2 separate regions of the Homo sapiens genome follow, and region 2 is linked to region 1. Evidence: chromatin loops called from intact Hi-C (ENCODE). Cell type or tissue: prostate gland. All regions are shown on one strand. Each heading gives the region's core, and the rest is flanking DNA. Links, peaks and the distances in the headings are about the cores only.

Region 1 (4,392 bases), core at 308-4,307:
GCTCGACGTTTGTTATTCTAGAGGATGTCCGTCTTTTTTTTTTTTTTTAGATGGAGTTTTGCTCTTGTCGCACAGGCTGGAGTGCAATGGCACGATCTCGGCTCACCGCAACCTCCGCCTCCTGGGTTCAAGCGATTCTCCTGCCTCAGCCTCCCAAGTAGCTGGGATTACAGGCATGCGCCACCTCCAGCTAATTTTGTATTTTTAGTAGAGACCGGGCTTCTCCATGTTGGTCAGGCTGGTCTCAAACTCCCGACCTCAGGTGATCCGCCCACCTCGGGCTCCCAAAGTGCTGGGATTACAGGCATGAGCCACTGCGTCACACTGTCGGTCTTTTTCTTATCTCACTTGAGGAGCTCTAAGCAGTGTGGGGGAATTATCCCTTTGTTTATCGTGCAACACTTCATCCGGCAGGATTTTATTTCCAATTTTACCTTGTGTATGTTTTTTTCTAAATATTCTTTTTTTCTTTCATGACGAGATCCACTAAATATATAAGTTGTTTCTTTAGAGGAAAATTATTATGTCTTGAAAGAGTCAGATTATGTTGTTGATGAGGTGAACATTCATCCAATAAGTGATAGTGATGTAATTTAAAGACATAAAATGACTTAATTGTTAAATTCATCAAGTTAGAATTTTTGGATAAAAATTTATATGAGTTTATTTTCAGTGTCCTCTCCAGGTTGAAATTTGAGTTCTTTCACTTGCTATTCATGTGATTTTTGAACAGGTTATGTAACCTCGTTAAGCCAAGATCTCATTCTTCAAATGGGCACTATCATAATGTAGTCATCCTAACACTGTTGAGATGAAGATAAGCAATCAGATGGTCCTCAGTGGGTACCCAATGACTAAAAATGCCTTTTCCTTTTTATGAAATAAGCTGGTAAATTCTGTTTGGATACCAACACAAATCTTCCAAAGATCTTGTCACACCACCCTTAGATTGACTTACATTTTGTGCTACTAACAGCATAGCAAGCCTCACAATCAAATGACCTGCACCTTGCAAAATAGCATTATATAGAAGGCTCAAGTGTAGTATCTAGTTCTCCCTTCAATCAAAAAAATACTGCCACAGGCCTGAGCACATGAAGGCCGTGTGTCCTTTCCTCCACAGCTTGGAGGCACAGGACCTGAAGGGGCTGGGCCAGTGTATGGGGCAGATGCACCCTCGCACTTTTGGTGGTGAGATGGAAGCTGGCAACGTCTCTCACCCTGCATTCCAGCATCAACGCCCTGTCCAGCCCTGGCATTTGCTTGGAATAACTCATCATTGCTTCACAAACCTGCCTTCTGCATGGGAGTAACAGAGTGACATTTGATAGCCCAACAAGTTGTCCTCACGAGTGCCATGAATGGAGCCCTGCCTAGACAGGAGACAAGGGGCCCAAACCTTGGGGATGGCTCAGATGCTGCTAGTTATAGGGGCTGCAGAGCAACAGGCTTTCAGGGGAGTTAGCTTAATACTTGGCAAATTGCGCTGCGCTTGCTGCAAGGAAACCAGGTGGCATTTCTCGAGAGTCCCAGGGGCTTCCAGTCTCCTCTTCCTACCTGGGAGCACTAAGCAGAGGAACCAGAGGGGACTGGGGGTGCAAGATGTGCAAGGAGCTGAATCACATTCATCCCATGCATTCGCTAAACAGACTAACTCATACTAAAAACATGAAAGCAAATCTCACAAAGAATGCTGTTTCTTTTCTATCATTACAAAAAAATCAAGGCACAAAGTATTCACCCGATGGTCAGCTCATGCTAAGTACTGGTCTTCTCTTTACTTTGAATATGGGAAGAAATTCCTGCATCCTCCATGGCTGCCGCTTTCCATGGCTGTTGGTTGGTGCAGGAGACAGACACAGCTTTAGTGTTGCCATAGGAGCTGGCCACCTGGAGAATATTAGGCTTAATTAGCACTTTGACATTTCCCAGGAATTTAAATACACTTGACTCTCACTCCATGTGTATTTTTCTGACCCTGGGGAGGCTGGATGCCAGGGTTCTCTAGCAGACGCTGGTGGCTCCGGGTGGCATGAGCTGGAGCCGCCTTCAGCACCCTGCCAGGCGCCCAGCCTGGATGAATGCATCTTTTTGAGCCACTTTTTGGCTTTCAGAGATTCTGAGGACACCACCTCTCCCTGTTCTCCTGAGTTTTCAAGGAGAGGGTTTTTACTTGGAGCCAGGACAAGAACACTGCCGCGTCTCAGCCGTGCCAAATGAGAACCACATGCAGGAGGCGTCCTGGAGAGCAGCAGACTCGCGGCCTCCTGGCTCCTGGCCTGGCAGCTCCTAGGATGGAGACAGCAGTGCTGGCTGATCGTCCAGCGCAGCATGGGGAGCGGGGCAGGAGAAGGGGCAGGAGAGCTTGCTACTCCTTTTCGTGGCTGTTTTTGAAAATTTTGTGACACTTTTTTTTAATTCCTATAAAATGAGAAATGAAAATTCCATTCATTTTCAGTGTTTAAATGGGAACTGTAATTCTACCCTCTGATGATGTAAAAACAAATAATTCATTAAAATGGGACTGGAAAATGTTGCCACCTCCTGATATTTAATCCATATGTTTTTGTTTTGTTTTGTTTTGTTTTGTTTTTTGAGACCGAGTCTCACTCTTTCTCCAAGGCTAGAGTGCACAGTCTTGGCTCACTGCAATCTCCACCTTCTAGGTTCAAGTGATTCTCCTGCCTCAGCCTCCCGAGTGGCTGGGATTACAGGCGCCCACCACCATGCCCAGCTAATTTTGTATTTTCGTACAGACGGGGTTTCATCATGTTGGTCAGGCTGGTCTGGAACTCCTAACCTCAGGTGACCCACCTCAGTCTACCAAAGTGCTGGGATTACTGGCATGGGCCACCGCACCCAGCCTTCCATATGTATTTAATTCAGAAAATGTATTAGGATGGAAGTTTCAAACAGGCTGAAGAAGGGAAAATGGAAAGTCACTGGTGGATAAGGTCAGACACCACTGTCATTCCACCACAGGCTCTTGGTGGCAGGGGGATTGAAAAGGGGGCCCCCACCCTCTGCATCCAGGAACAGCACACCTGGGCGGTGTGGCAATGTCTGGCATACAGGTGTGTTAGAGGCTGAGCAGGTGAGCAGAGGTGCATCTGTGCCTTTGCACACTGCCTGCGTCCATTGCCCTGGCCTGCCGCCCAGAGCCCTTCCCTTGAGCACAGCAGCCCTCCTGCCAGCTCCCTGGACCCAGTGCCCTTATGGCCTGGAAAGAAAATCGGTTGCCCCTCTTGCCAAGCAAAACACCTCTCCTCTCCTGAGTCATGCTCCTGAGGTGTCGGGAGGCCGGGACCGAGTCCAGTCATTATCCTCCCCCTAGCACCGCCTTCCCCCCACTGATGAGGGCAGAGGGGTCTCACAGCTTCTCCTTGTTCCTCTGCTTCTCCCCACTCCTGAGCCTCTCCCCATTTCTCCGCCTCTCCCCTGTTCCATCTGGCAGCACCATGACATGGTGGAAATAATGCTGGGACTGGAGACAGGTGGTAGCCCCCAGGCCTCTCTCTGTGTGGATAGCCTGGAGCCCTGGTTGTGGGCAGAGAATAGACTGGGGCCAGACTCAGCACAGGTGTGAGGCTCAAGGCAACGGGCCTTGGGAAGTAAGCAGGGAGGGCATCATGGTGGTGGCTACCAGCCTGGGCTGGCATGGAGAGCTTGGTCACTGCATCTGAACCTGTCTTTAACACAGAACTATCTCGACATCCATGGTGCTACCTTAGAAACCAGCCTTTGCTAGAACAGGTAGACGGAATCTGCCTTCTGTATGCTCTGAGTGATTCCAGAGACTGCCACTCTAGGCATTTTCCTACTCGTGGTCCAAAATTGGTCTTTCAGGCGAGTCTAGTTAGGAGACAGCAAGGTGACATGAGGGGTTAGGGGCTGTGTCACTCCAGAACTCTGACCTCCTCCACCTTTAGTCACTGTGTAACTTGTTAAATGTCTCTCCCCGCATTTTCTAACTACTGAAATGGAGATGAATGTCCACCTGTTGGGGTGCTGGGTCGTTTACCTGGAACTGGGTGTGGAGTGCTTAGCGCTCAGCAGGGGCTGGGTTACTGCACCGAACTCCAGTTCCTCCTCCACCACTAGTGCCCTTCCCTGCTCCAAGCCACCAAGCAAACCATCACCTGGGAGAGGCGAGCTGGGCTCCTGCCCTGTTGGGGCACAAGATTCGGGCAGGACAGAGGCTCCTGGACACCCTTCCCCATCAGGCCTGCTGAGAAGACGACCCACGAGGGAAAGCCCATGACCACACTATGTTCTCCAGTGTTGAAGTGACGGGAGACACACCTGGGTATAGAATGGGTATTCTCCCCACATCAGGAGGGCGCGCTCACTTGGATGCTGGCCCTGCTCAACGGCCTCGTGTCCTGCAGCTTC
Region 2 (4,392 bases), core at 311-4,310, 140 kb after region 1:
TTGAAGAACATTTTTTACATGACAATTAATTTTATATTGATTGAGGCTTGTTTTAGAACTTAATATGTGGTCTATTCTGGACCTAAAGATAGATAGTGTTTGAACAAAGGTCAGTTCACCAGGAACTTGTCATAATCCAAATACGTTATATCCTCTGATCTGTTCGGCTCAGAACTGTTTATCAACAAATGCACCGCGTCCCTGCCCTCGGGTCCTGTCTGTGCACAGTGCGCCCAGAGTTCCTTCTCTTTTTATCCGCCCATTACCTTCCCATTCAGTTGTTGTTATTCTTTACCATTTAGACGGCATGTGTGCATGTGTGTGTATCTTTTCTCCAAAGGTGAGATAGTTCACTGTTAATAGTTCATTTGGATAGTTACCTTAAGAATTTGGGACTCAAAGTTAATACTTTGATTTACAGGTCTGTGTATTTCAATAACTGTAAGACAGTGTATAAATAAACACAAAGACACACATACACACTAAGGGAAAGTACACTGGGACATTTATTCCAGGAAGACAACCTCACCAGAGTTCAGTCCACTGACATCTGGCAGCTCCTCTTTGGGGGTTCTGTTACTGAAAGAGGAAGGGGTTAGTTCTCAAGTAAACTCACCCCTAACCTGACTCAAAATCAGTACTCTGGAGGCTAGAAGTATAGCAAGGGGCCAGCCTAACAGGTCAGCAATTTCTACAGCAAGAAAGAGTAAAACATTGGCCACATTACGTAGTGATGTTAAAGCCAACGATATGAAATATATTATAGGAAAAGCAATATGTTATAATTTCTGAACCGAGGATGAAAATATTTCCTCGCATTTAAGCATATTCCCAGCATCCCTGGAGATATAAAAAGCACGATTTGCACAAAATGTGGTATGTGAAATATTTTAACAATTGTAAGTCCATAAACAGAAATAATTGTTCGCATTTTGAATAATAAAGTAATGAACGGCTTCCAGTTGAAGGGCTACGGCCGTCCGTGACATTCTGTTCCCTCCTGCCTCAAGGCCCCTGGCACTCACACTTGGTAACATCCTCCCTTTGAGTTGGGACAAAGTCCCCGCGGCTCACAGCCTTGGCCTCAGAGCCTGCACCTCCTGAGGCTCAAGCTGACAGGTAGTGGTTCAGGTGCCCTGCACATTCAGAGGCCAGTTGGAGAGGAAGAGAGCAGGAAAACCAGATGTAGGAACTGCATGGAGCAGCTCCTCTCCTCCTTCCCCTCCTCTCCCCCATCTTAGGGAAAGTGCTAACCGTGTCTGCTTCACCCTGCCCAGCTGCAGGAGTCCTGATGAGTGGGGCGCACGCCTACCCTCAGCTCTTGGCCCTGGTCCTGACGGTGGTGGAGTTTTAAACAAGCATTTTGGAATAGTTTGTTGTGCACAAATACATTTTTTTTTTTTAAAAAAACTGCCTTACACCTGCCTGTCCCAGGAATTCTGAGGACATCTGTATTTTTTTGTTTGTTTTACGATCCTTAAGAATTAGGAAATTTGTCCTACCCTCAGAAAGTTTTTTTTTCTTTTTCTTTTTCTTTTTTTTTGAAAGTTAATGATTACCTATACAACCACAAAGGATAAAACATGTTTTGAAATTGTTAAGTATAATTGGAAAACATTTAGTCTCTATTTTAGATTATTTTGAGTTTAAATATAGTGATAGTTGTGTGGGGTTTTTTTCAGTGTATGTGAAGCGTGTTTGTATCTGCAGGTTAGCACTTTGGTCTTTCTGGTGTTCCTGGCTTTCAGGTAGCTACAGAAGCATGTGGTGTGTCTCAGTGGGTTTGTATCTGGGAGCAGCGAAGGAATGTAAATATCAGTGATGTTACCACCAATAAAACTCTATGCCATAAAATACCTCCCTTGTTTTTCAGAGGAGATGCACAGACTCCAGCCTTGGGTAAACAACAGAGCACAAGCGTGGTGCCCGTTAGTCAGCTGGGCCAGAGAGTTCAAAGCCAACCCACATACACTAGCAAAGATAGTCCAGGGTGAAACTGGGGATAGAGAGGCTCAGAGAGTCCCAGGAGGGAGGTTGTATGTCTCGTTGTGTAGGAGTCCTCTTTGCAGTGGAGAAAACCTGCTCCTGTTAACCATTCCTTTTCCGCTCCTTTTATGAAAGCCATTGTGTTTATTTAGTTCAGCAATGCTTCACTTCACTGGGTTCTTCCAAGTTTTGCTGATCTGCCCACGCCACCTTCCTGGCACCTGAAAGCACAGTGTTTTATTCCCTTTGGTTAAGTTTTACAATTAAAATTATGAATTAGGAGACGAAATCCTAAGTTCACACCAACTAGTTTGGGATTGAAACCGAATTCAAAGATTGACCAGGTTTAAGAAGCTCCAACCCCTCTCTGAATTCTTTTTTGATGCATTTTTAATTGATCCATAATAATTGTGCATCTTTATGGGGTACAGGGTGACTTCTCATACGTGCGTACAGTGTGTAATGATCGGGTCAGGGCCATCTCAAACACCTCAAACACTTGTCATTTCCTGGTGTTGGTGACATTTCAGAGCTTATCTTCTACCTGTTTTGAAATATAAAGTAAATTATTGTTAGCTATAGTCACCCTACTCTGCTGTCAAATATTAGAGCTTATTCCTTCTATCTAACCGTCTGTCTGTGCCCATTAAGCAGCCTCTCTTCACCTCCCTCCCTCACATCCTTCTCAGCCACTGTAACCAGCATTTGATGCACCACCTCTGTGAGATCCACTTTGTAAACTCCCACGTACGAGTGAGAACACGCGCTGTTTGTCTTTCTCCACCTGGTTTATTTCACTTCACATCGTGACCTCTAGTTCCACTCATGTTGCTGCAAGTGACAGGATTTCATTCTTTTTAGGGCTGAGTAGTATTCCATTGTGTCTACATATACGGCACATTTTCTTTATCCGTCCAGCCTTTGATGGACACTAGCTTGATTCAGTATCTTGGCTACTGTGAGTTGTGCAGCAGTGACCATGGGGGTGCACATACCTCTTCCATGTAACCATTTCCTTTCCTTTGGGTATATGCCTAGCAGCGGGATTGCTGGATCATAGGGGAGTTCTATTTTTAGCTTTTCGAGAAGCCGTCATACTGTTCTCATTAGTGGCTGTGCTAACTTACATTCCCAGCAACAGTATATGAGAGTTCCCTGTTCTCCCCATCTTTGCCAGCATTTGTTATTTTTTTGTCTTTTGGATAACAGGCATTCGAACTGGGGTGAGACGATGTCGCACTGTGGTTTTGATGACATCGAGCATTTCTTTGTAGACTTTTTTGGCCATTTGTATGTCTTCTCTTGAGAAATGTTTATTCAGATACTTTGGTCATTTTTAGATCAATTTTGTGTTTTGTCGTTGTCGTTGTTGCTGCTGTTCAGTGGTTTGAGTTCCTTGTATATTCTGGATATTAGTCCCTCGTCAGAAGAATATTTTCTCTTATTCTAGAAGTTGTCTTTTCACTCTGTTGATAGTTTCCTTTGCTGTGCATATGATTTTAGTTCAATATAACTCCCATTTGTCTATTTTTTGTTTTGTTGCCTGTGCTTTTGAAGTTTTGGCAAATAAATGTTTGCCTCGACAGATATCCTGAAGAATTTCTCCTATGTTTTCTTCTATCAGTTTCCCGTTTTAGGTCTTACATTGAAGTATTTAATCTGCTTTGGCTGTATTTTTGTGGATGGTGAGAGACGGGGTCTAGTTTTGTTCTCTTGCACATGAATATCCAGTTTTCCCAGCACCATTTATTGGAGAGACGGCCCTTTCCCATTGTTCGTTCTTGGTGCCTCTGTTGAAGAAGAGTTGCTATAAACACAGAGATTTACTTTTGGGTTCTCTATTCTATTGGTCTATGTGTCTGTTTTTATATTGATACTATTTGCTGGTAGAATGCATTTTTTTTCTATTTAACTTCATAATAATGCTATAAAGTAGATGCTGTTATCTCTGTATTAAAGATAAGAAATATGAGTCCTGAGAGGTTGTGCCTCGGTCAGTCATGTGGGTTAGGGCCAGACTCTGGCTGGGGCTGTTTCACCCTAAAGCCATGCTTGTCTTTCCCACAATGTGAAGACTGAAGGTTCTGTTGAGAAAATATTGTGAGAATTTTAAACATGTGGAGACACTGATCTAAAAACAATAGGACCAGTAGGAACACTTTCCTCTAGTGGAAGAAGATAAACAACAAATTCAGAAACTCAAGGGTACCATGACGAAAATACGTAAAAGTGACATGAGAGTAACTCAGAGTGCAGTGTGGGGTGAGGGCAGGACCGAGTCATCAAGACTCTTAGAGAAGAGCTCTCTGAAAGGGTGCCTTTGGAATGGAAATCTGATTAATAGAGAAGCGGCTGTGAGAAGGTCTGAAGGCGGATCTTCCCAAGGGGGAGGAATAATTTATGCAA

What was found. A loop is a pair of places that touch in the nucleus more often than their neighbours do. Peaks named below come from ENCODE experiments on the same cell type or tissue, not always from the same donor. Only the 100,000 strongest peaks of a DNase experiment are listed, where the experiment ranks them.
Region 2: it touches region 1 in a loop (1.8-fold over the local background); 1 of 110 quality-filtered maps calls a loop at or near these places.

Annotation. Positions count from the first base shown.
Region 1 is chr6:168,697,878-168,702,269 of GRCh38, forward strand. LOC105378142 (a long non-coding RNA gene) reads left to right here. Exons shown (of 3, transcript XR_943294.3): 3 at 51-2,531. Among named protein-coding and RNA genes, the nearest start is that of SMOC2, 260 kb to the left of the region's middle. RefSeq lists an enhancer at 3,747-4,248. In prostate gland, for the core only: no CTCF peak of the experiment used is centred there; a DNase peak (open chromatin) is centred at 2,244.
Region 2 is chr6:168,833,131-168,837,522 of GRCh38, forward strand. No RefSeq gene overlaps it. Among named protein-coding and RNA genes, the nearest start is that of LINC01615, 330 kb to the right of the region's middle. In prostate gland, for the core only: no CTCF peak of the experiment used is centred there; a DNase peak (open chromatin) is centred at 1,871; H3K27ac peaks cover 2,113 bases.